Regions from separate parts of the Homo sapiens genome. Here region 1 is linked to region 2. Evidence: read pairs that join two places in POLR2A ChIA-PET (ENCODE). Cell type or tissue: OCI-LY7. All regions are shown on one strand. Links, peaks and the distances in the headings refer to the core of each region. The heading gives the core; the rest is flanking DNA. Region 1 overlaps OSBPL10 (oxysterol binding protein like 10). Region 2 overlaps OSBPL10 (oxysterol binding protein like 10).

Evidence for each region. ChIA-PET counts read pairs that join two places held together with the same protein. Peaks named below come from ENCODE experiments on the same cell type or tissue, not always from the same donor. Only the 100,000 strongest peaks of a DNase experiment are listed, where the experiment ranks them.
Region 1: POLR2A ChIA-PET joins it to region 2 with 18 read pairs; 4 of 35 experiments call an interaction of 5 or more read pairs at or near these places.

Annotation. Positions count from the first base shown.
Region 1 is chr3:31,940,302-31,951,793 of GRCh38, reverse strand. The region is part of intron 1 of OSBPL10 (oxysterol binding protein like 10); the gene reads left to right. Among named protein-coding and RNA genes, the nearest start is that of OSBPL10, 35 kb to the left of the region's middle. RefSeq lists enhancers at 4,264-4,865, 4,866-5,468. In OCI-LY7, for the core only: no CTCF peak of the experiment used is centred there; DNase peaks (open chromatin) are centred at 5,153, 6,423, 6,523, 9,173 and 6 weaker places; H3K4me3 peaks cover 5,226 bases; H3K27ac peaks cover 8,000 bases.
Region 2 is chr3:31,870,729-31,882,220 of GRCh38, reverse strand. OSBPL10 (oxysterol binding protein like 10) reads left to right here. Exons shown (of 12, transcript NM_017784.5): 2 at 2,391-2,566; 3 at 5,709-5,788. Among named protein-coding and RNA genes, the nearest start is that of OSBPL10, 100 kb to the left of the region's middle. In OCI-LY7, for the core only: CTCF peaks have their summits at 2,045, 6,658 and 7,408; DNase peaks (open chromatin) are centred at 1,930 and 5,260; H3K4me3 peaks cover 4,478 bases; H3K27ac peaks cover 6,364 bases.

The sequences.
Region 1 (11,492 bases), core at 1,278-9,277, 70 kb before region 2:
TTAACTCTCAGTTTCTTCATCAGTAAAATGGGAATAATAATAAATACTCCATATAATTTAAATATATAATTATATAGTTTAAATTAACATTTATATATTAGTTTCTATTTTTATAATTGTATACAATCATAGAATAAATGATCTAAATAGCTTTTTTCTAATATTTGAAAAATATAATTGATTTATATTAAAGAATATATGCAATCATATATGTAACAGAGCATAAGAAAATGAACAGGCATGAGCTCACCATTCACTCTAGGAAGGATAATATAACCACTAGTAGCTCATCTGCCCAAGTATTCTTCTTCAACTCAATCCTTTCCTCCCCTCTTTTAGGTAACCACTAACTCTTGAGTTTCAAGTTCATCATTCCTTCACCTTTGTATAATATAAAGTATTTTTATAATAGATATTTTACAAAAATAATGTGTGTTATCTCTCTGTATTATTTAGTTTTGTTTCTCAGTTTTATATTTTTAAAAGGATGTTGTATATAGTTTTCTGCAAGTCTTTTTTTTTTCCCGTTTTGTTTCCAAAATTGATTCCCGTTATTGTGTCTAACTTCAGTGCATTTCTTTTCAATGCTGTATAACATTCTTTGTGTGACTATGTCACAAATTTTTTATCCTGGTGATGGGTATTTAGGTTGTTCACCATTTCTTCCTCTGTGAACGGTGTTACTGCTGTGTGTAAGTTAGTATGTATCTCCCAGTACACACACGCAAGAATTTCCTTGTGATGTTGATGTAGAAGTTGAATTGTTGGTGTGTTAGTCCGTTTTGCATTGCTATAAAGGAATATCTGAGACTGGGTAATTTATAAAGAAAAGAGGTTTATTTGGCTCATGGTTGTGAAGACTGTACAGGCATGGCACCAGCATCTTGGCTTCTGGTGAGGCTTCAGGGAACTTTTACTCAAGATGGAAAGTGGAGGGAGCAGGCATGTCACATGGCGAGAGGGAGCAAGAGAGAGAGGAGGAGATGCTAGGCTCCTTTAAACAACCAGCTCTAACAGAGCTAACTGGTAAACTAACAGAACTAACAGAGTGAGAACTCACTTATTACCATAGGGAGGGCACCAAGCCATTTGTGAGGGATCTGCCCCCATGACCCAAGTGCCTCCCCTTAGGCTCCACCTCCAACATTGGGGATCACATTTCAGCCTGAGATTTGGAGAGGTCAGATATCCAAACTATATCCACTGGGCTTCAGGGTATTTGGATGTTCCATTTTATAAGATGATGTTAAGTTGTTTTCTAAAGTGGATGTGCCAGTTTAATGCCATCCAGTAGGGTATAAGCATTTGCATTGTTCTGCACCTTTTCTAGTTTTTGATATAGTAAGAATTCTTAATTTTGCCAAGCCAGTAGGTATACATGATATCTCATTGGTATCTTAATTTGTGTATCTCTGATTATCAGAAAGACAGCAGCTCTTCATGTGCTTAAGGGTCATTCTTTCTTCCTCTTTTATGAAATTCCAGCTTGGGTCTTTTGCTCAGTTATTTATTAGGTTGTCTTTTTTGCATTGGTTTGTAGGAGTGCTTTATATATTCTGCATACTTATCCTTTGTTGGATCTATGTTGCAAATATCTCCTTTTAGTTCATAGCTTGGCTTTTTACTTTATTTGTGATGCTTTTGAAAAACAAGTTCTTACTTCTTTTCCATATTCTCTTAATTATGCTGCCCACTGCTCAGTTTACTGGCAGAAACAGTCATCCCTCCTGACAGGCCCTTTTCGGATACCCTGGAAGCTAATACAAGCCTACATAAGTAGGATTTCCACCGAGACCTACTTTAAAAAATTTTTGCCAACTCTCAGATTGCTACTTCAACCCACTGCATAACTGACAACTAAAATTTTTCATTGAGAGCAGCTTCTAGCTCTGATCCAAACCAAGTCAGTCCATAGGTGGGACCTCAGGTCAGGAGGTTCTTAATGTGGTAGAATATGAGTATTTTCTTTTCTAGTTAACTAAAGAGATATTCTCTTATATTTTCTGCTGAAAGTTTCAGAAGTTACCTCTCTCAATTAAGGCTTTAATCTGTCTGGACTTGTGTCTGTTCTGTGAGGTAGGAACCCAGTATCCTTTTTTTTTTTTTTTTTTTTTTTTTTTTTTTTTGAGACAGAGTCTTGCTCTGTTGCCCAGGCTGGAGTGCAGTGAGGTGATCTCAGCTCACTGCAAGCTCCACCTCCCGGGTTCACGTGATTCTCCTGCCTCAGCCTCCCAAGTAGCTGGGACTACAGGTGCCTGCCACCAAGCCCAGCTAATTTTTTGTATTTTTAGTAGAGACCGAGTTTCACCGTGTTAGCCAGGATGGTCTTGATCTCCTGACCTCGTGATCTGCCCGCCTCAGCCTCCCAAAGTGCTGGGATTACAGGCGTGAGCCACCGTGCCCAGCCGGAACCCAGTATCCTTTTATATTTCTTGTACTGCACAATTGTTCCATGAGAATGGAGAAGGATGTATGCATCCAACTACTTGCACAGTTTTAGGCACATGGAAGGTACTCTGAAAAGGTTAGCTGTTGCTATTTTAACTTGTCTCCTGTTTTTTCAGTTGATTGGTTCAATCCTTCCTGAAATAATATGTGTGTGCGTTTTAGGAATGACAATTGAGGCAGATTTGCATTGGGCTAAGAAACCAACCTAAAACTCCTCTTTCCCCAACTTCCCCTTAGTATTGTTAGAAGCTTGATCTGTAAGTTTAATCACAGAGTAAATAATAAATAATGAGTTAATTGATTTGACCATTTATTTCCTTTGGACTTGGCTGGTAATTAAGGAATTTCTCTGGCACCTTACCAAACACCTGCTCCCTTTTCTCTGAATAATCAAATAGTCTTTTATTACAAAGTTAATTTCGCTACTCTGGAATTTACTTATTTGGCCCTGCATTACCATAGAGGTACTCTCTAACTCCATCATGGATGGTGGGGGCTCCAGCCATGATTCTGAAGTTCTCCTTAAGTCAATTCCTTCTTGAATGTCTTGGTCCAGATTGTACACACTGTACAGAAAACTTGATTTGGGGGCCTTTTCCAATTTCTTAGCTATGCTTTAGTGGAAAGGAAAGGCAAAGAAATACTTCTTGGAAAATTAAAACTGCTTAGCAACACTCCTGGGGTGCATTGAATGCACACGATGAAATCTGGAAAGTAAAACGTGAAACTTTATAAAGTCAGCATAAAAAGCACCATAAAAATTGGAGGAAAGTTGTTAGTTATATGACGGAGGATGACTGCCCGTTTATTGCTCGAGTGTGGTCGTGGAGATTCACTCTGAGGCTAAAGTGCTCTTAGGCAGAAGGTAGGTGGAACTGCAGGCTGCTGCTTGCAATAGGGAACAATAAACCCAGTTACTTGGGAGGTAAGCCTTCAGTCTGGGTTGTAAAATTATACTCCATGCTCAAGGCTTTTCAGAGGTGCTCAACCACCTTGTACAGATGAGTTTTTTAACTTCCTGGATGGTTTCCAGAGAGATGGAAAGATGAAAAGACTCATAATGATGAATGGCCCTTCCCTCTTTCCCTGCATGTATATTGTTCTGCTGGACTTCTAGAATGGACTCTGTCCATTGTGGATGTTGCTGGTGCCCTGCACAGATCCCCTTTACTGGGTCAGGGCACCCAGCCCTTGACTAATTGAGGGAGTTAGCTGCTAATACTTCATGCCTGTACCTTTCACTGGAAGATTCTGCCCTGCAGGGGAGGAACCCTCTAGCCTGGAGGTGACTGGGAGGTAACCTGCATCCTCCACTCTGGTGTGACCTTGTACCCAGTGACTGACATCACTTAGTGAAGTCAACGATTGGGAGTATCAAACCCAATCCCCTGCTTCCTGGCAGCACAAACTTTGTACAGTTTACTTCAGAGCTTTTTGTGGGATCAGACGGAGGCTGGGCTTATCTCAACTCCTATGCAGTTTCCCTCACCTTCTTCCAGTTTCTCCGGATCCTGAGAGCACTTCCTCAAGCACTCATTTGCATAGGAGTCGCCACATCAGGCTCTGCCTCCAGGGAATATGACCTAACACAGATTCTTTATCTATTTTTCTCCTCCAGCCTGTCATACTGTGCTCAGCGTGTGGAGTGTTTCCACAGGAGTCTTCCGTGATCTGTTAGGTTCTTTTGAGGGCTTGTTTCATGTGTTGGTCATCTTTAGACTTCCACCAAACCTCCCAACCCCATGCCCTGCCTGAGTACCTTCTCAGTGCTGTCGCAGGAATTGTGGAGTAGGGGAAGGTGGCATATGCAGAGGCCAAGAGGAGCTGGTAGGGGACTTCTGATGTTGGTGTAAGATCTGCCATTGGTAATTTGGACACTCGCTATAGGCAGGCAGAGGACAAAGCATGCTTCCGCCTTTGTGAGGAGGATAGCATTCCAATTTTTCAGCCTTAGTGATGCTGTGGGAACTGCTGTTCAGCTGAGTTGGGTGGAGGAATTGGCACCTCCAGCTTTGGTGATGTGCTGTGTGCTTAGGGACAGCCTGGGCCGAGGGTTGACCTTGTTCGTGCCTAGATCCAGAGCTGCTACACTTCTGCAGATGGGATCCTGGTCTCTATGTCTCCCCTACTCACCCTTACCTTCCAGTAACTGCTCCCCATCCTTTATTTTTTGTGTTGGCCCAGTGTTTCTGATGTCCACTGAGTTGTCAGAGCCTGAAATTTAGTGAATCATTCTGATTACTGCTGTGTCTCGTTCTCTAGTATCTAACCAGCCACTGAGGCATAGCTGCCTTTCTGGTCTGCTCCCTCCTGCCTTTGTCTCTTCTGATAACTGCTCGTCTCATTTGTCAGTATCTAACAGCCACTGAGCCGTAGCTGCCTCTCTGGTCTGCTCCTCCTGCCCTTGTCTTTGTTTCGATGCTCCTTGCATCTGGTCTGGACTCCCACGATCATCTTCTTAAGGCCTCCCTGAGCCCAAGCTCCTCTTCTTCTAGGCACCTCAACACCATCTCCATGGTAACTTTTCTAAAGCATGCAACACTAAAAACTCTTGGGTGACTTCCTGTGACCTCCAAAGGAAGTCTCAGCTCTGCTAGAATGGGACCAAAGCCCAGCTCCACCTTGAACTTGTGTCATAGCCTTGCTTCTTGTTCCCTCTCCTTAGCCGGGCAGATGCCTTGTCCTTTGATAAAGGCTTCCTGTCACCTCCTGAGGGCTCTTGTGCTTTTCGCAGGTGGATGCCATTACCTTTACCGCTGTGCCTCCCGCAATTGCTCTGTTCACACGCTGTCCGCCATCTGCCTGCAAGGGCCCAGGCAGGGTCTTACTCATCATTATGTCATTGCTTCAATAGAAGCCTAATATTTTGTACATAGTAGTCAGGAAGGAAACGACTTAAAAAATTCTTAATTTTTCTTAATACAAGGGTTTTTTTTTTTTTTGATAAAAAACAACTTAATAAAATTCTTAATTTTTCTTAAATTCTTAATTGATTTCTAATTTTTTTGTTATTATTGAAAAAGTAAAAAACTTGAGTTCCCCCTTTTCATTAAAAAACTTAGTAGTGGCTGGGTGCAGTGGCTCACGCCTATAATTTTAGCACTTGGGGAGGCTGAGGGGGGTGGATCACCTGAGATCAGGGGTTCGAGACCAGCTGGCCAACGTGGTGAAACCCTGTCTCTACTAAAAATACAAAAATTAGCCGGGCATGGTGGCACGTGCCTGTAATCCCAGCTACTCAGGAGGCTGAGGCAGGAGAATCACTTGAACCTGGGAGGCGGAGGTTGCAGTAAGCCGAGATCATGCCATTGCACTCCAGCCTGGGCAACAAGAGTGAAACCCATCTCAGAAAAAAAAAAGCATAAACCAAAACTTAGTAGTGTCTGTTGATTCAGGCAATCCCTAATGGCAAGAGGTTCTCTGAATTGAGTAATGCCTTAAGTAGTTTGGATTTTTTTAGTCATAATAGGATCTGCAGATGTTTGGCCAGTAACCCTATTTGTATGCATGATACGTTATTCGTACCAGACCAGGGGTCACAGGCTCAAATATTCTCCAGGTCTCAGGCTGTGTCACAGAAACAAGGGTGTCAGAAAAGCAGTATAAACCCCTCTGGTCAAGGGCTGCTGACCTCTGCTTTGGCATCCTGAGCGTCTGGAGAAGGTGGGAGCATGGAGACCTGAGAGTGCATCACATCTGACAGGGCAGCTGCTTCTCAGCTATGGCCTATGGTTGCCGTGTAGTGAATGGACCCCATGTTGAGATCCTTGGATATTGCAAGAGAAACTAGAGATGTAGATTTGTGTGAGAAGCTGTCTTAATTTTTAAAGATTGTCAACTGATTCAAAACAATTTTTAAAGCCAAAAATAAAAACAATGAACAAACCAAAGCCTGATTCTGGTCAAAGCAAGTGGGCTTGAGGGCTGGATCGTATGTCACTGACTGACTTTTGTTTTGAGGCTTCCGGTCCAGATAGTGTCCCTAGAGCATATTTGTGGTGACTTTGGGAGCCCCATGTCACTGGTGTTGACTTTGGGGACTGTAACTTTGGACCAGAGTCCTAGTGGCAGGAATTTGACGCCTTGTTTGCTGATGAGGGAGGGAATTTTAGGTAATTTTCTCCTCCCAAAATGACCCTGGCACCCCTTTTGTTAGCATGGCTTGTTCCTTCCTGTTTTTTTTTTTTTTTTTTTTTGAGACGGAGTCTTGCTCTGTCGCCAGGCTCGAGTGTAGTGGTGCAATCTTGGTTCACTGCAACCTCTGCCTCCCAGGTTCAAGTGATTCTCCTGCCGTGGCCTCCCGAGTAGCTGGGACTACACATGTGTGCCACCACGCCCAGCTAATTTTTGTATTTTTAGTAGAGACGGGGTTTCACTATGTTGGCCAGGATGGTCTCAATCTCTTGACCTCAGGATCTGCCCGCCTCAGCCTCCCAAAATGTTGGGATTACAGGCATAAGCCACTGTGCCTGGCCTTTTTTTTTTTTTTTTTTTTTTTTTTTTTTTTTTTTTAAAGAGAGGGGGTCTTGCTCTGTTGCCCAGTTTGGAATGTAGTGGTGCAATCATAGCTCACTGCAACCTTAACTCCTGTACCCACTCTTTTCATGTGAAGCAACCAGATTGGCTGATGGATGTGCTGGGAAGAAGGTGTCTCCAAGGAGATGAGTCAGTGCCACAGCACTGTATTATAGGCATTATGTATTATAGGCATTAGAGTTGTCCTTAGTCTATTCAGGCTTGTATAAAAAGGACAAAGGGAAAATTTAGGGATGGGGACAGCTATCAGGAAGGTGGTGGTTTTACATAAATCTTTCTCTCCACATGTCCATATGTAAATATATCCATGCTTTAGCAGGCCTGTTAGTTTAAAATATGGATTGCCATTTGAAAACTTGACATTTTCCTAGATGTCTTGAACCTTAGTTCATCTAGCCTGGCCACATCATTTAATAGAAAAGATAATTGCTAACACATGGTTTACCAGTTTGGAAGCTGTTCTTTTATATTTTATGATTATATAATTAATTTATTTTTACATTTAAAAAAGCTGCTTATTTTTGCTGGTAGAAATATAGATTGGTATGACTTTTATGGAAGACAAATAGGTAATCTTTATCAACAGCCTTAGCAATGGTTATATTGTTTGATGCAGTGATTCTACTTGTTGTAAGATATGCTAAAATAGTAATCAAAGAAGTGCAGAAGAAATAATTCATGAAAATGTTCATTGCTGTGTTATTTATGACCACAGAAAATATGCAACAGCCTAAATTGGGGAATAGTTAATAAAGTTATGCTTTATCTATCTGATGAAATATTATTCATATATTAAGTGTTGTTTCTAAAGAACTTTTTTTTTTTTTTTTTTTTTTTTTTTTGAGACGGAGTCTTCCTCTGTTGCCCAGGATGGAGTGCTGTGGTGCAGTCTCAGCTCACTCGAACCTCCGCTTCCTGGGTTCAAGTGATTCTGCTGCTTCAGCCTCCTGAGTAGCTGGGACTACAGGTGCGTGCCACCATGCCTGGCTAGTTTTTTTGTATTTTTAGTAGAGACGGGGTTTCACCCTATTGGCCAGGCTGGTCTCGAACTCCTGACCTCGTGATCCACCTGTCTTGGCCTCCCAAAGTGCTGGGATTACAGGCATGAGCCACTGTGCCCGGCCTCTGAAGAACATTTAATGACAGTGGAGTTAATGCTCTTGATACAATGATAAGTGGAAATAACCCAGTTTTAGTTAAAATATCCATGTATGTCTGTCTCTGTGTATGTGTATAACTAGACAGTAAGATTTTAAGGGAATATTCTGAAATATTAACAGCGACTTTCTCTGGGTGGTGTAATTATTTTCCAGATTTCCTACAATGAACATGTGTTGCTTTTTAATCAGGAAAAAAGTCCAAGTTTTTTTTAAAACTATTGAATGTACTTGATTAAAAAAAATACTGTGTATTATATGACCTAGCAATTCTACTCCTAGGTATATACCCAAAATAATTGAAAGCAGTGACTCAAATAGATACTTGTATGGCAAGGTTCATTGTAGCATTATTCACAAGATTCAAAAATGGAAACAACCCAAGTGTGCATCAGTAGATGAATGGACAAACAAAATGTGGTTTATATGCACAATGGAATATTATTTAGTCATGAAAAGGAATGTAGCTCTGATACATGTGGCAACATGGAGGAACCTTGAAAACATTATGCTAAGAAGTCAAATAAGCCAGTTACAAAAGGACAAATATTGTATGCTTCCCATTGTATGAAATATCAATACTAGCCAGATTCATAGAGGAAGAAAGTAGACTAGAAGATACCAAGGGCTGAGGAAAGATTGGAATGGGGAGTTATTGATTGATAGTTACAGAATTTCTCTCTGGGGTGATGAAAAAGGTTTGGAAATAGATAGTAGTGATGGTTGCATAACAATTGTGAATACAACTAATGTCACTGAATTGTACACCTAAACATGACTAAATGGCAAATTTTGTTATGTGTATGTTATGATTTAAAAAATTTGACATAATTTTTTTTGTCAAAACTGTGTTAGCTAATTGTGTGTTTGCTATTTTACATATGGTGTTTACTTTCAATGACAGTGGCTATCACTTTTTGGTTCATTTATCTCAATTTTTGCTTTTCACTTTTACCCCTACAGACATGCCTGTGCTTTAAATGGGTTTGTTGTTTTGAAGGTTTCAGATGCCAGGCTCAGATGCTGACAATGGAGCCAGGCAGGTAATGAGGCATCTGGGAGGATTTAAAAAAAATGTATAAGAGGAAATGTGTCACTTTTTTTTTTTTTTTTTTTTTGAGATGGAGTCTCACCCTGTCGCCCAGGCTGGAGTGCAATGATGCGATCTTGGCTCACTGCAACTTCCAACTCCTGGGTTCAAAGGATTCTCCTCTCTCAGCCTCTTGTAGCTGGGATTACAGGTGCCCGCCACCCAGCTAATTTTTGTATTTTTAGTAGAGACAGGGTTTCACCATGTTGACCAGGCTGGTCTCAAACTCCTGATCCGCCCGCCTTGGCCTCCCAAAGTGCCGGGATTACAGACGTGAGCCACTGCGCTCAGCCCGCTTTTTATATTGAGCCATACATTGCATTCTTGTGGCGCCATCTCGGCTCACTGCAAGCTCCGCCTCCCAGGTTCACGCCATTGTTCTACCTCAGCCTCCCGAGTAGTTGGGACTACAGGTGCCTGCCGTCACGCCCAGCTAATTTTTTTGTATTTTTAGTAGAGACGGGGTTTCACCGTGTTAGCCAGGATGGTCTCAATCTCCTGACCTCGTGATCCACCCGCCTCGGCTTCCCAAAGTGCTGGGATTACAGGCGTGAGCCACCGTGCCCTGCCATACATTGCATTCTCGACTGGGAGAAGAAGGAAGAAAGAGAAGCCCTGCTGGTAACCAGCAGCCAGCCGATAATAGTTCTGGAATGGTGAAAAGTATTCTGGCAAATCAGATAGCACTTGAAGAAATACAGCTAGCACTTTTTTGCTTTGAAGATTGATTTGGCAGCTAGAAGTGCTAGAGGAAGATCTTTACTTATATTCTCTGCTTCCTGATATTTAAGGAATTTATTTCACTTGCAATTTAACACTAGTCCATTTTCTTTCCCTTTCAAAGGAAAGATGGGCCCCTCTGAGATGTGAAAGATGGCAGGTGGCTGAGGCTGCTTCTCTTAAAGCTACCTCTTAGCAATCCATCTAAAAATGATTATGGAATACAAGAAATTGGGGTCAGCAGGGATCTTGGCAGTAGGCAGGCAGCCAGATCCCTCTCAGGGGAGTTTGAGGTGTCTAGACTTGATGCTTTTGAGCTCTTGGTACGTTTCCAAATCATTGTTTGGCTCCTAGCTGCTTCTGTTGGAATTTACACAGCTCAGAGAGATTTGTTGGGCTAACTCTTGCCTCTGCTTAAATCAACTGAAAAAGTGACCACTTTCGTATCCATCAAAGAGTCTTCCCTTTGCTCAGGATGCCCTCCCTGAGATTCATTTATTTACCCAATAAGACTTTCATTTTCCTTTTATCTTGGCTTTTAGAGTAAGAGTTAGCAGAGTCTGTTTGTCTTGCTTTTCTTTTTTGTTTGCACCGGATCTTGATATAATACAGTCTCCTGTGTATATATGGTTACTGAAGTATTAAATATAAAATACTGACCTTTTATTCTTTCAAAGTTATTTCCTTAAATATTGATATTGCAACTGTTCATCCTTCTGTGTTTAGCTTGAGGAGAAAGCAATTTTTGAATGTTTCATTCACCTGTCGGACAAACGTTGAGTACATTTACCATTCTCAACACCTGGCACACCCTCAGCAAATAACTTGGAGACCCTGTGCTCAGGGAATTCACATTCTGGGGAGGGAAATGGTTAAGCACAAGCCTTTTTTAAGATGAGAGAGTTGGCCAGGTGTGGTGGCTCATGCCTGTAATCCCAGCACTTTGGGAAGCCAAGGTGGGTGGATCACGAGGTCAGGAGTTTGAGACCAACCTGGCCAATATGGTGAAACCCCGTCTCTACTAAAAATACAAATCTAGTTTGGGGATTGGGAAGACTTCCTGGCAGTAGTAACATCTACGCTGAGTCTCAAAAGACAGTAGGAGGTGGCCATGCCAAAGCTGTGGGGTTGTTCAAGCAGAGAGGCCAGGGGTGAAGGAGAACATCATCTATTTGGGAAAAGATAAGAACTTCAGTATGAGAGCAGGGTAGCCTGTGAAGGAAGGTGACGAAGAAGGAGTACAGAGAATCATACAGGTATGAAATCCCAAAGGCCTTTGCCATGAGATTGTGGCACTCTCAGAAAATACTTAAAAAAGGGAAATGAGGTGGCAATTTTATACATTCATATTATCAACACATCAAACCAGATATAGGACATCTCCACCAGCCCAGAAAATTCCCCAGTGCCCATTTCCAGTCAGTCACCCACCCCACCTCTCTACAGCTGCTTTCTGACTTTTATCACCAGTTATGTCTTTCTCAGATTTCATGAAAATGATGTTACGTAGTAGGTGTTCTGCCATGTCTGGCTCTCTTAAG
Region 2 (11,492 bases), core at 1,543-9,542:
CAAAGTGGACGATTTCTTAGAGGAATTGGAGCTTTGGAGGACTGCCACCCGGGCAGTCATGTGCTAATGAGATGGCTGCGACTTGCTCCCTTGCCGGGGCCATAAGTAGGGACCTCTACTGCCAGGCAAAGGAGCTTTCAGCTTCATTATCTCTGTTGGAACAGGGAGATTTGGAGAATGAAGTATGTAAATAGGTCCTGGAGAAGTGATATGGAGAAGTTACAAGGAAGGACTTGAGTGAGAATCAAGGAGTTTCAGTTTGCTGGAGTGGACCCGAGCCTGAACTTTGGACACAGAAGAGTTGAACTTGGATTTTAAATTCCTTCAAGTCTCAGGATACGTATAATGTGGGGATAACATCTATTCTGTTGGGTTATTGTGAGAATAATTTAGAGGTTTGTGAACTTTGCTGGTTGTTGGTGCTTCTAGGTTAAAATAAGTATCTAACAGATTCATTTTTTAAGTGGTTAGTTCCAAACAACCTCATACATATTTATGTCTAAACAACTCAGTAGCTATTTGAAAAAATAATATCAATTGAAAGAAAAATATTTTAGTTTCTTAAATAACCACAATTACTTATTAATGGGATGTGTGTACCTGTGGGTACTGCACAGCTTCTCAAACCTTGGAATCATACTGGACATTGCTGTTCTCTTTTCCTGTTCTACGTTGATGTTTTTTTTTAAATCGTAGCACCTGCTGAAACTCTTTGCAAAAATATGATGGCATCAAAAGGAGTGTAGTGCAATATAATGTTAAAACTGTGAAAAGTCCCTGAGTTGGTAGTACAGACGGTATGTTGAGTCTCGCCATGTATCCCTCAAAAAATGTAAAATATGTTGCATTGCCTCTATCAGTTCACTGTATGACCCGGGTGCTTTGATGCATGGATGGAGAAACGTGGGATTTAGTAGGTTTTTTTCTTTATTCATTCCTTGCACAAGTGCTAACTGAGTAGCAATGAACTATCAGGCACACTGCTGGGCGCTGTGGGGAGGAAAACACTTTCCACTTCCGCAGAGTGTAGTCTAGTGGGGAAACCAGTCATTGAATCAGATAATCACACAAATGTAGACTTCAAATGGGGCCAGTACCATGAGGGAGCATTTCAAAGTGCTGCAAGAAAGAATATTTGACCCGGTCAGGAGAACTTGACACGGCAAGAAGGGGTAGGAACCATATTCCAGGCAGGGGGAGTAGCATTCTGGGCAAGTGTTTTTCAAACTATCTATGGTGAAGGACCTGCTTCACTCCATCTGCCAATTGCACTGTCATTGGTTCATGACTAGTATGTAGCTTGTGTGGACCACGTGTGTTTGACAACTTCTGAACTGTTGAGACTTGTCCAACTGATCTATGCATTTGGATATTGAAACAAAGCCAAATGCAGGAAATGTTTCAAAAGGGTGTGGTGGACTGGTAACAGTTTGTAGACCGTCAAAATTTGCAGACCACACTTTGAGTAACTGCTCCAGACAGCAAGAACAGCATGTGCAAAGGTCCTGTGGCAGGAGGCAACTTGGTGACTATGAAGGAAGAGAGAAAAGACTAGTGTCAGTGGAAGATGAAGTGAGAAGGTAGAAAAGTCAGCAGGGGCGGGCCTCAAGGCCACAGTAAGAATCTGAGGCTCAGGTGAAGACATTTCCCTCCTGGTGGAGAAGGGGAAATTGTCTTGACTACTTCCTAGGTAATAGCTTGAGAAAATTAACAGGCCAGATATTTGGCTACAAAGATTCATTGTGTGATTTAAGCAAATTGGAGTTCTTCTTCTTTTACCATGGATGTAGAGTTCAGTGGCATTTCAACGTCCCAGAGCAGGGGGATTCCTTGCCTTCGTGTGAATGGGCCTGCTAGAGCGTGTCCAGATGGTTGCAGAAGCACCTCCAGTTCCCTGACAGATGCTGCCAGGTGCTCAGGCTCCTTATGGTACCCATGCCACTGGCAGGAAGTTGGAGACCAAGCTTGCTGCTGCTCTCTGGGTGTGAAACTACCTCTCCTGGAGGCCTTGTGAATTTCAACTGTTCCTGTGAATTCATGTGGAGCATGTTGCAAGAGGCTGTGTTGCAATGCTTCTGCCAGTCTCTGTCATTCTGAGGTTTAATGTGGTATCCATGGGTACTGGGTGAAGTGTGGGCATGGCACCAAATCCTGAGTGGTCCTGGCCCTTGCCCACAAGTGCCCCATTATGAGCGCCACTCTGATTTAAGAATCCAGTGCTCTCTCCCTACTCAGGCTAACTTCTATGGGCATCTGGGAGGGACTTTTGGTTTCCAGCTTCATGGATGTGGAGTCTTGATGTTGACTTCTGGATCACTTTGCTTTTTTCTGCTTTGCTGTGCAGAATAGGGTAGGAGAGAAAAATGATGTACTGTGGTTTCTCTGTGCAGGTACTTCGTACTGGATTTCGAGGCTGGCATCCTGCAGTATTTTGTGAATGAGCAAAGCAAACACCAGAAGCCTCGAGGAGTCCTGTCTTTATCTGGAGCCATAGTGTCCCTGAGCGATGAAGCTCCCCACATGCTGGTGGTGTACTCTGCTAATGGAGAGATGTTTAAACTGAGAGGTGCGTTCTTCTCCCAGTAACTTTTCAGACAGGCCTCTAGTTGCTATGGTGATGGCTCTCTTGTTTTTTGATTTTTTGTTTTTTTAAATTGCCTTTGACAGTTTGCTGTGTTTGGAGGACTCTGTGGTGACACACATTGCCTCTCTTATCCCTGGGGTGGGGAGATGGAGCTGACATTAGGAATTACTTGTCCTAATTAACTGAGGAATTAAGGACAAAGGAAAGGTGAGTGATTCCCAAAGCAGCGCGCCTTAGGACTTCGAAGATCTTAAGTGTTAGCTCAGTATATTCTCTTTGACGTAATAGTATGAATCTTCACTACAGTGCCCTGTGAGGGCTGTGCTATAAGGGCAAAAAAAGACCTTTAAGGGTCCTAGTGTTTTCCCCCCAAAGTTTCTCTAGAACCGTTTCTTAGTAAAGTGCCCCTTTGAGTTTTGTTCAATCCACTGTCGTAGAGCCTGGTGAGAAGCCAACTGGAATGGAGTTAATGTCCCTTTGTATGCTTTCTTCCCTTCTCTTTGCTTCTTGAAAATGGATATCTTTGCTTTAATAAAGAAAAAAAAGAAAATGGATACCTGCCCAGCATCCCGGAAATGAGGATGACTTTCCAGGGAGTCCAGTATTCACCCTCAAGACACATCCATCGCACAGAAATGTCAGACTTGTAATAAAATTGCAGTGTAATTTGATTGCTAGATCATTCTACCAGGATCTGTCATGGTTGCATTGCTGTGATTCTTCTGCCACTTTTCTTCTAATAAAATAATGAAATGAAACAACAAATCTAAATGCCCACAAGTGCATGCACACACACACACACACACACACACACACACACATGGACACGCAGAGTCTATATTATTTATCAAGTCCTGAGGAAAAGTAGTATGTATTAAGTATTGAGAGGTGGTTGAAAATTCTGCCTTTTTTAATGTAACATTTTCTTTTGACTAAGAGCTAAGTATGAAGAAACGGCTGCTTGCTATCTGTTCGTGACCATGATCAGTTGCCTCTGCAAAGTCAGACTGAGGGACTACATTCCTCACCTCTCAGCCCAGTTTTCACCATTCTTCTGCCAAGCTTCACTACCCAAGAGATGGAATAAGCTAATGTTTATTATCTATATACAAGTCATATTTCAGAATCTATAAAACAATCCAAAAACCTCGGAAGTAAAAATGTCTATAGTTGATAAAAAACTTTCAGGAATGTGATAAGATTCATGTTCTCTTGAGATTCATGCAGTGTGCATTCCAGCTGGCTAGATTTATATGGTCCTTGGCTTCGCTTTGCCATTTATTGCTTAATAAATTGTCAGTGCAGAAACAATAGCAGACGAAAAACGTAATGGCACTTTCCACCCTGCCTGTGGTTTATAAAATGATACAAACCCATACAAAAGAAATATCCAACTAATTTGACAATTGAGCCATCTTGTTTTGCCATTGAATCATTAATATCCTTTGGATTATTAAGCCCTAGGTTTTTTTTAGAGGGCAATTTTAATAGCAAATATAGAGGTTTTATGATCTGCATGGAATAATCACAATTGCTAAATTTAGCTAAAGCGTAACTATAAAAAAAAGTCAGGATAAATTTCTGCATGTTTATGGCTTGTCCTTAGCCCGTCCCACAAGCAACTGGCTGTTGGTGTCTCATTTCACATCTTACCTGCACATAGTAGGAGTTGGATCATGGTATCATGAGACGCACAGCTTTTGGGAGTATTTTTGATGCAAAGCCTTTGGATAGTATTGCCACAAACTGGCAATTCTTCAAGTTTACTAAGGAAAAAGGCCCTAATTTCTGCAAAGTCCTTTGTCTTTGGAAGTTCATTACACCTGGTACACACTGTAAATCAGACTTGTGTAACAGGCCTTTTGACAGACAAATCATTTGGGATTTGTAGGGGCCATCTTCATGCCTTAAATAGGACTAAGCAACGAATTTCCCATTTGGTAACTCTAGATTTCTTCTCCTGAAAGTTCAAGCTGAAGTCAGGTTTTATGGACAAATGACACTTAGGCCCAGTTTTGTAAACAGATATAATTTCCAGGGAATCGTTGTTTTTTTTTTTCATAGTCAACATTTATGCAGCTAGTATTATTATATTTATGCAGTTATTTATGTGATTAAATTGATGATTTAGATTTCATTAGAACCTGTTGTGTGCCCATGATATTTGAGAATAACTTCATATATATTATTTGAGAGATAGGTTATAGATGGAAGGACATAACTATACAACATGACTACTTGCACTTTAATATCTCTTTGGGGGAAATTTGAGGCTCTCTAAGGCAGCATTTGGTATCTTGCTCTTTGCAATCGTATGAATCTTTGAGAGCATACTAAAATGGTAATTCAACTGAATGCTTATTTTGTAAATGTTAATAACACCACAATACAGCCCTGGTAGATAGCAAAAGGCCCTGAAAAACTGCCCTTTGAGGCCGGGTGCAGTGGCTCAGCCTGTAATACCATCACTTTGGTAGACCAAGGCGGGTGGATCATGAGGTCAGGAGATTGAGACCATCCTGGCTAACACAGTGAAACCCCATCTCTACTAAAAAATACAAAAAAAATAGCCGGGCATGGTAGCGGGTGCCTGTAGTCCCAGCTACGGAGGAGGCTGAGGCAGAAGAATGGTATGAACCCAGGAGGCAGAGTGTGCAGTGAGCTGAGTTGGCGCCACTGCACATCAGCCTGGGCGACAGAGCGAGACTCCGTCTCAAAAAAAAAAAAAAAAAAGTGCCATTTGATACTCATATTAGCTACACAAGGTTAGAGGCATTTGAAAATAAGCATGTGGTTCCTTGCCTGCTTTCTTTTTAAATAAGTATTATAGAAATGACTTTTTTCAGAGGAGGCTAAAAAATGGCAAAATTATTCTTATAACGGGTATTTCAGAATCCATTTTTCATATGGCTCAAGAGAGGATTTTCCGTGGGATTCAGTGCAGTCTCTGTTTTGGTGTAAGTACAGGCCGCTTGAGAACGTTGTGATCTGTGCTTGCTTCCCCACCTTCTTGCTACCTCTCACTCCCCAGGCTCCCCACCCCCTTAGGTGGGTGTAGAAATAAGTTGGATGTGTTTTGGAACAATCTCTGCAATCATTTCTTTCTCTGTTTTCTCTATTTTAGCTGCTGATGCAAAAGAGAAACAATTCTGGGTGACTCAGCTTCGAGCTTGTGCCAAATACCACATGGAAATGAATTCTAAGGTAAGTCACCGTGAGAAAGGAAGGAGGCATTCGAATAACCAGCCTGGCTTTCAGCCCCATTATTTGTTTCTTCGGGGAAGGTGTTTTTCATGTTATTTTTTAAGTTGCCCACTGCAGTGGAATTCCTACTTGTCCTGCTGCACATAAATTTAAAGCCAGGAGAAATGTAGTAAGATTTTCTTGTAGGTAGAATACGCAGGCACGCAGACACTATGGGAACCGAATCTGGAAAGACACTTTTGCATTCTGTTGTCAATTTAGGCAGCTGTTAATTGGTCTATTGAGAAGCTCTAGTGGATGATTTCATTGTGGAGATGGAGTTGTCAGATTTACAGTTCGTAAATCTAGTAGCCATCACCGATCCTTAAATAAAACCTAGACCCTGAATTGCTTATGTACTTTGCAAGGAGCTTCTGCATTCCTAGTGTATCAAAATGTTCTCGGGTAATTTGGCATCCAAGTATGATTTATTCTCTCCTGGGGACCTTGTGAGATCTTGTGTTAGGTGTGCAGGAGGTAGGAGGTGGGCATTTTCATGGATTATTGTGGAGGATTTACATTCATTAAAATACAGGAAACAATTTCAAAATGCATTTATCTAGGGCAATAAATATTTGTTAAAATTAATGTTCCAAGGGCTACTCCTTTCTATCATTAGTTCAAATATAGTTAGTGTATCCAACTGCTATCTTTTTCTGTATTCCATGCATCCTGTAGAAAGATCCATTCTTCAAACTTCTGATGATTCCATCTGCTAAAACCTGCCTGCTTTCTGGGTCAGGGCCATGTGAAATGTCTTACTTAGATACACCTGGCTGTTCTGCCTCCAAATACAAACTAAAATAATTTCTTCATAATGCTTTTTTTTTTTTTTTTTAAAGAAACATCCCCTTTTCCTTAACTTGCTTAGGATAGTGGCACTTACCTGTAATGCCTCGCTTAACTTGCCCTAAGCCGAATCTTCAGGAACTGTAGGTACAGCCCTCATTCTAAAGCATTTTCCCCCAATTGGCCTTCTTTATTTTCCAAGAATTATAGTAGGAGTTCTCAACACTTAATTGGTACTTTATATACATCTAGGAAGTGCAGTTTGTTTTTGTCTTTTTATATGTGTCTTTACTTTTTATAAACCAGAACAGAAGAGGATAAGAGTAGAAGGACTTATCCCCACCTATTGCCCTATGTGCTCATTAGAGATAGTTGTTCTTAACAGTTCTTGAATATCTTTCTAGTAAATTTAGTATATCTTGGTATGTGTATGTATATATAACTGTATCTACGTAAATACATGTTTTTATACAAATGGGGATCACATGCATACTGTTTTCTCCTTTTTTTTTTTTTTTTTTTACTTAATATATTTTGGAGATCTTTTTGTATTAGGCACATGGATTTACTTGCACTCCTTTTTGGTTGGCCAGATGGTGTTTTTGGGAATGGATGTCAGTGCTTTATTTAAGTCTTCTACTAATGGAAATTTAGAGTTGTTTCCTTATTGTTGTTGTCACATATAATGCTGTAATGTGTGACGTCTTTGTGCATATATATTCTTATACCTCTAGGTGTCTATCTGTAGGATGAATTTATACCAGTGGAATTGCTAGATCTTAGAATATGTCTTTGAAATTTTCATAGACGTTGCTAAATTGTCTTCTACAACGGTTGCCGTTATTTGTACTCCCACCAGTTCTGTAAGAGTTTGTTTCCCCCTCTCATTAACGGGCGTTACTAACATTCAGGTTTCTTCATTCTCACAGATCAAAATTGGATACCTCATTATTTTTATTTTCATGTCTAAAATCATGACTGGGGCCAAGTATGTCTTCAAATGTTTATTGGCCATTCTTAAAAATAATGCAAACTGCCAATTTATATCCTTCACTTGTTTTTCTATTAAGCTCATTTTTTCCTCTTGATTTGCAGTAGCTCTTTGTGTACAAAGGATTTTTTTTGGCCTGTCATTTGTACTGTTGATATTTTCTCCTAGTAGACAATTTGTATTTTGAGTTTGAATAAAATTTTTGCTTTGTAGAATATTTAAGTTTTTGCAGTCAAGTTTATGAGTATTTTTATTTTTGGCTTTTGGTTTTGTATCATATTTAGAAAGGGCATCTCTGGTCCAAAATTATGAAAATATTCTTCACTGTTTTCAAGGAGTTTATAGGTTAATTATTATATTTAAATCACTGATTCATCTGGAATTTATTTTGGGAGTGGGAATTGAGGTAGGGGAACCAACTTTAAGTACATTAATATTTTGATGAATCATTGTAGAGAAGAAAAATTAAAGCCTTCCTAATGGTAGTTAAAAAAAAAAAAAGAATTTGAAGATTCTTGGAAGCAGAGTTTGATTTCCTGATATATTCTCTGGTTAGCTTCAGGAATACTGACTAATCTATTAATATTAGAATCAAAATAAATAATAATTTAGAAGTTTAGGCCTGGAGGATTTCTTATTTGAGAAATGGAGATGAAAGTGCTATTACCACTCATTTATATCCTAGCTAGCATGATCAACTAGGGAATAATAATTTTAACACTGTGAACAGACCTTATTATTCAGTGACAGCATTACCAAATTCAAGGCTGCTTAAGCAGAAGTTAAATAGTGAAAACAAGGATGGGCTCAAAGTGAATATAAACTTGATATCTAGTTAACTATAGTACTGCTGCTTAATTTGCATCATGGTTATTAGGAATATATGCCAAGCCTCCTCTTCACCGTGTTTCTTCTTTATTCTCAGCAGATCAGATCCCTTTACAGTAGACTATAGAGAATACTTTCCCTACAGCTGCTTGGAATTTTGCCTTTTAAAAACTCTTACGTAAAATCGTGTTCAGGGTGGGAAAAAAATAACATTGTGTTCCCTGGAACAAATATTAGGTAAAATGGTGCTATAATTCAAACTCATTTTAGTAAGAACTACAGGATAGCCAGATGCATAGAACTGTAGAGCTGAAAAAGGCTTTAAGGATGACCCAGCCTGTGGTTTCAAAACCCAGACCTGCCTTAGTCACTACCTGATGAAGTTTTTCCCCAGTCCAGAGTGAAATGAGAAAAACAAGGAGGGAATTATTCCCAAAGACAACTTTATTTAAAATAAACGACTACTCTTTTTTTCAAAAATTATGTTGCTTTGCTTTTGGATGGTTAAAATATTCTTCCTTTTTATCGTAGAATATGGTAGAATATTGATTGCATTTTTTTTAAATTGAGGTTTATTAGAGTATAATTTGCATACAATAAAATTTAACTCCTTTTAAGTGTAAAGTTCACTGAGTTTTGACAAATATATAGAGTCGAGTAACCACCACTGTACTCACAATTCCGCCCTGCCAGCAGGTTCCCTCGTTACCCCCTTTATGATCAATCTCCTCGCTGACCCCTCTGCAACTGGCAACTGCTGATTGGTTTCCTATTTATAGTTCTGCTTTTTCTAGAATGTTCTATAGGTAGAATTATATGGCCTTTCACAACAGACTTCTGTTACTTACAAAAAAGTTTTTGAGGCTGGATGTGGTGGCTCACGCCTGTAATCCCAGCACTTTGGGAGGCTGAGGCAGGCAGATTGCTCGAGTCTGGGAGTTCGAGACCAGCCTGGGCAACATGGCGAAACCCTGTCTCCAAAAAAATATGAAAAAAATTAGCTGGGCATGGTGGTGCACACCTGTAGTCTCAGCTTCTCAGGAGACTGAGGTGGGAGGATTGCTTGAGCCCAGGAGACAGAGGTTACATCAAACTGAGATTGCACCACTGTACTCCAGCCTGGGTGACAGAGTGAGATCATGTCTCAAAAAAAAAAAAAAAAAGCTTTTGAATTTCATCCATGCTGTTGTGTGTATCAGTAGTTGATTCTGTCTTTACATTTTAGCTATTTTAGTGGAATTATGGTACTTTTTGTTCTTAATATTCTTACTTGGAAAAATTGAAAGTGTGAATAACCCTAAATCAATTCCCAGACTTAAAAAAAAAAAAAAAACAACAACAAAAACAAAACACGTATTGGCTTTTGAAATCCAGAGGTCTGGCTATCTCGCCCAGCCTCCATTGGTTTGTACACAAAGAAGCCCCAACCAGGAGGCTGTGGTGCTAAGACTGGAACCTGGGTCTCCTGCTTTCTTGTCCTTGCTCTGACATCTAGCCTCACAGATGTCAGCTAGGGCCACCATGTGCTTCCCTCTGTGGGTGGTGGGGTCCCTTCTAGGAAAGTTTCTGATTCTGCATGGACAGAAACTGACAAACAGACAAAATCTCCCTTTTCTCCATGTCACATAGGTTCATCCTGTGGTTTCCGGTGTTACTTGAGGTGGAGTCACCGGGGTATGGGATTGGTCTGCCAGGAAGAATAGAACACAGACTTCCCCTGAAAACACAAACAACAAAAGAAAACATTCGGCCTTTAGTGCATTATAAAAATTAAAGCAGCATTGATGGAGAAAGTGTTGAGAGAGAGTCATAAAGCCATTCTTATGAGAATCTACTTGTGTATGACTTTGAAGGTCTTAAATGCAAGAAATGCAAGAGTGAATTTCTTGCATGTGTGTGCGTGTGCATGTGTGTGTGTGTGTTTTGAGACAGGGTCTCATTCTGTTGCTCAAGCTGGCATGCAGTGGTGCAATCAGTGCTACAGCCTTGACCTCCCAGGCTCTCAATCCATCCTCCCACCTTAGCCTCCTGAGCAGCTGGGGCCACAGGCACACACCATCATCCCCGGCTAATTTTTTGTAGAAACAGGGTTTCTCCACATAGCCCAGGCTGTTCTCCAACTCATGGGCTCAAGCGATCCTCCTGCCTTGCCCTCCCAAAGTGCTGGGATTATAGGCATGAGCCACTGAGCCTGGCTTCTTGTAGTTTTTATCAAGTGGGTGGTCTTAGGAAACTTCTAGGATAGGAAAAGTGGTGTTACAGTGTGTCCGGAATTGGTGGGTTCTTGGTCTCACTGACTTCAAGAATGAAGCCGTGGACCCTTGCGGTGAGTGTTACAGCTTTTAAGGTGGCCTGTCTGGAGTTTTTTCCTTCTGATGTTTGGATGTGTTCGGAGTTTCTTCCTTCTGGTGGGTTCATAGTCTCGCTGGCTCAGGAGGGAAGCTGCAGTCCTTCGTAGTGAGTGTTACAGCTCTTAAGGCGGCGCATCTGGAGTTGTTCCTTCCTCCCGGTGGGCTCATGGTCTCGCTGGCTTCAGGAGTGAAGCTGCAGATCTTAGGGGTGAGTGTTACAGCTCATAAAAGCAGTGTGGACCCAAAGAGTGAGCAGTAGCAAGATTTATTGCAAAGAGCGAAAGAACAAACCTTCTACAGTGCAGAAGGGGACGGGAACGGGTTGCCACTGCTGGTTTGGGCAGCCTGCTTTTATTCTCTTATCTGGCCCCACCCACGTCCTGCTGATTGGTAGAGCTGAGTGGTCTGTTTTGACAGGGCGCTGATTGGTGCGTTTACAATCCCTGAGCTAGACACAAAGGTTCTCCACCTCCCCATCAGATTAGTTAGATACAGAGTATAGACACACAGGTTCTCCAAGGCCTCACCAGAGCAGCTAGATACAGAGTGTCGATTGGTGTACTCACAAACCCTGAGCTAGACACAGGGTGCTGATTGGTGTGTTTACAAACCTTGAGCTAGATACAGAGTGCTGATTGGTGTATTTACAATCCCTGAGCTAGACATAAAGGTTCTCCAAGGCCCCACCAGAGCAGCTAGAATACAG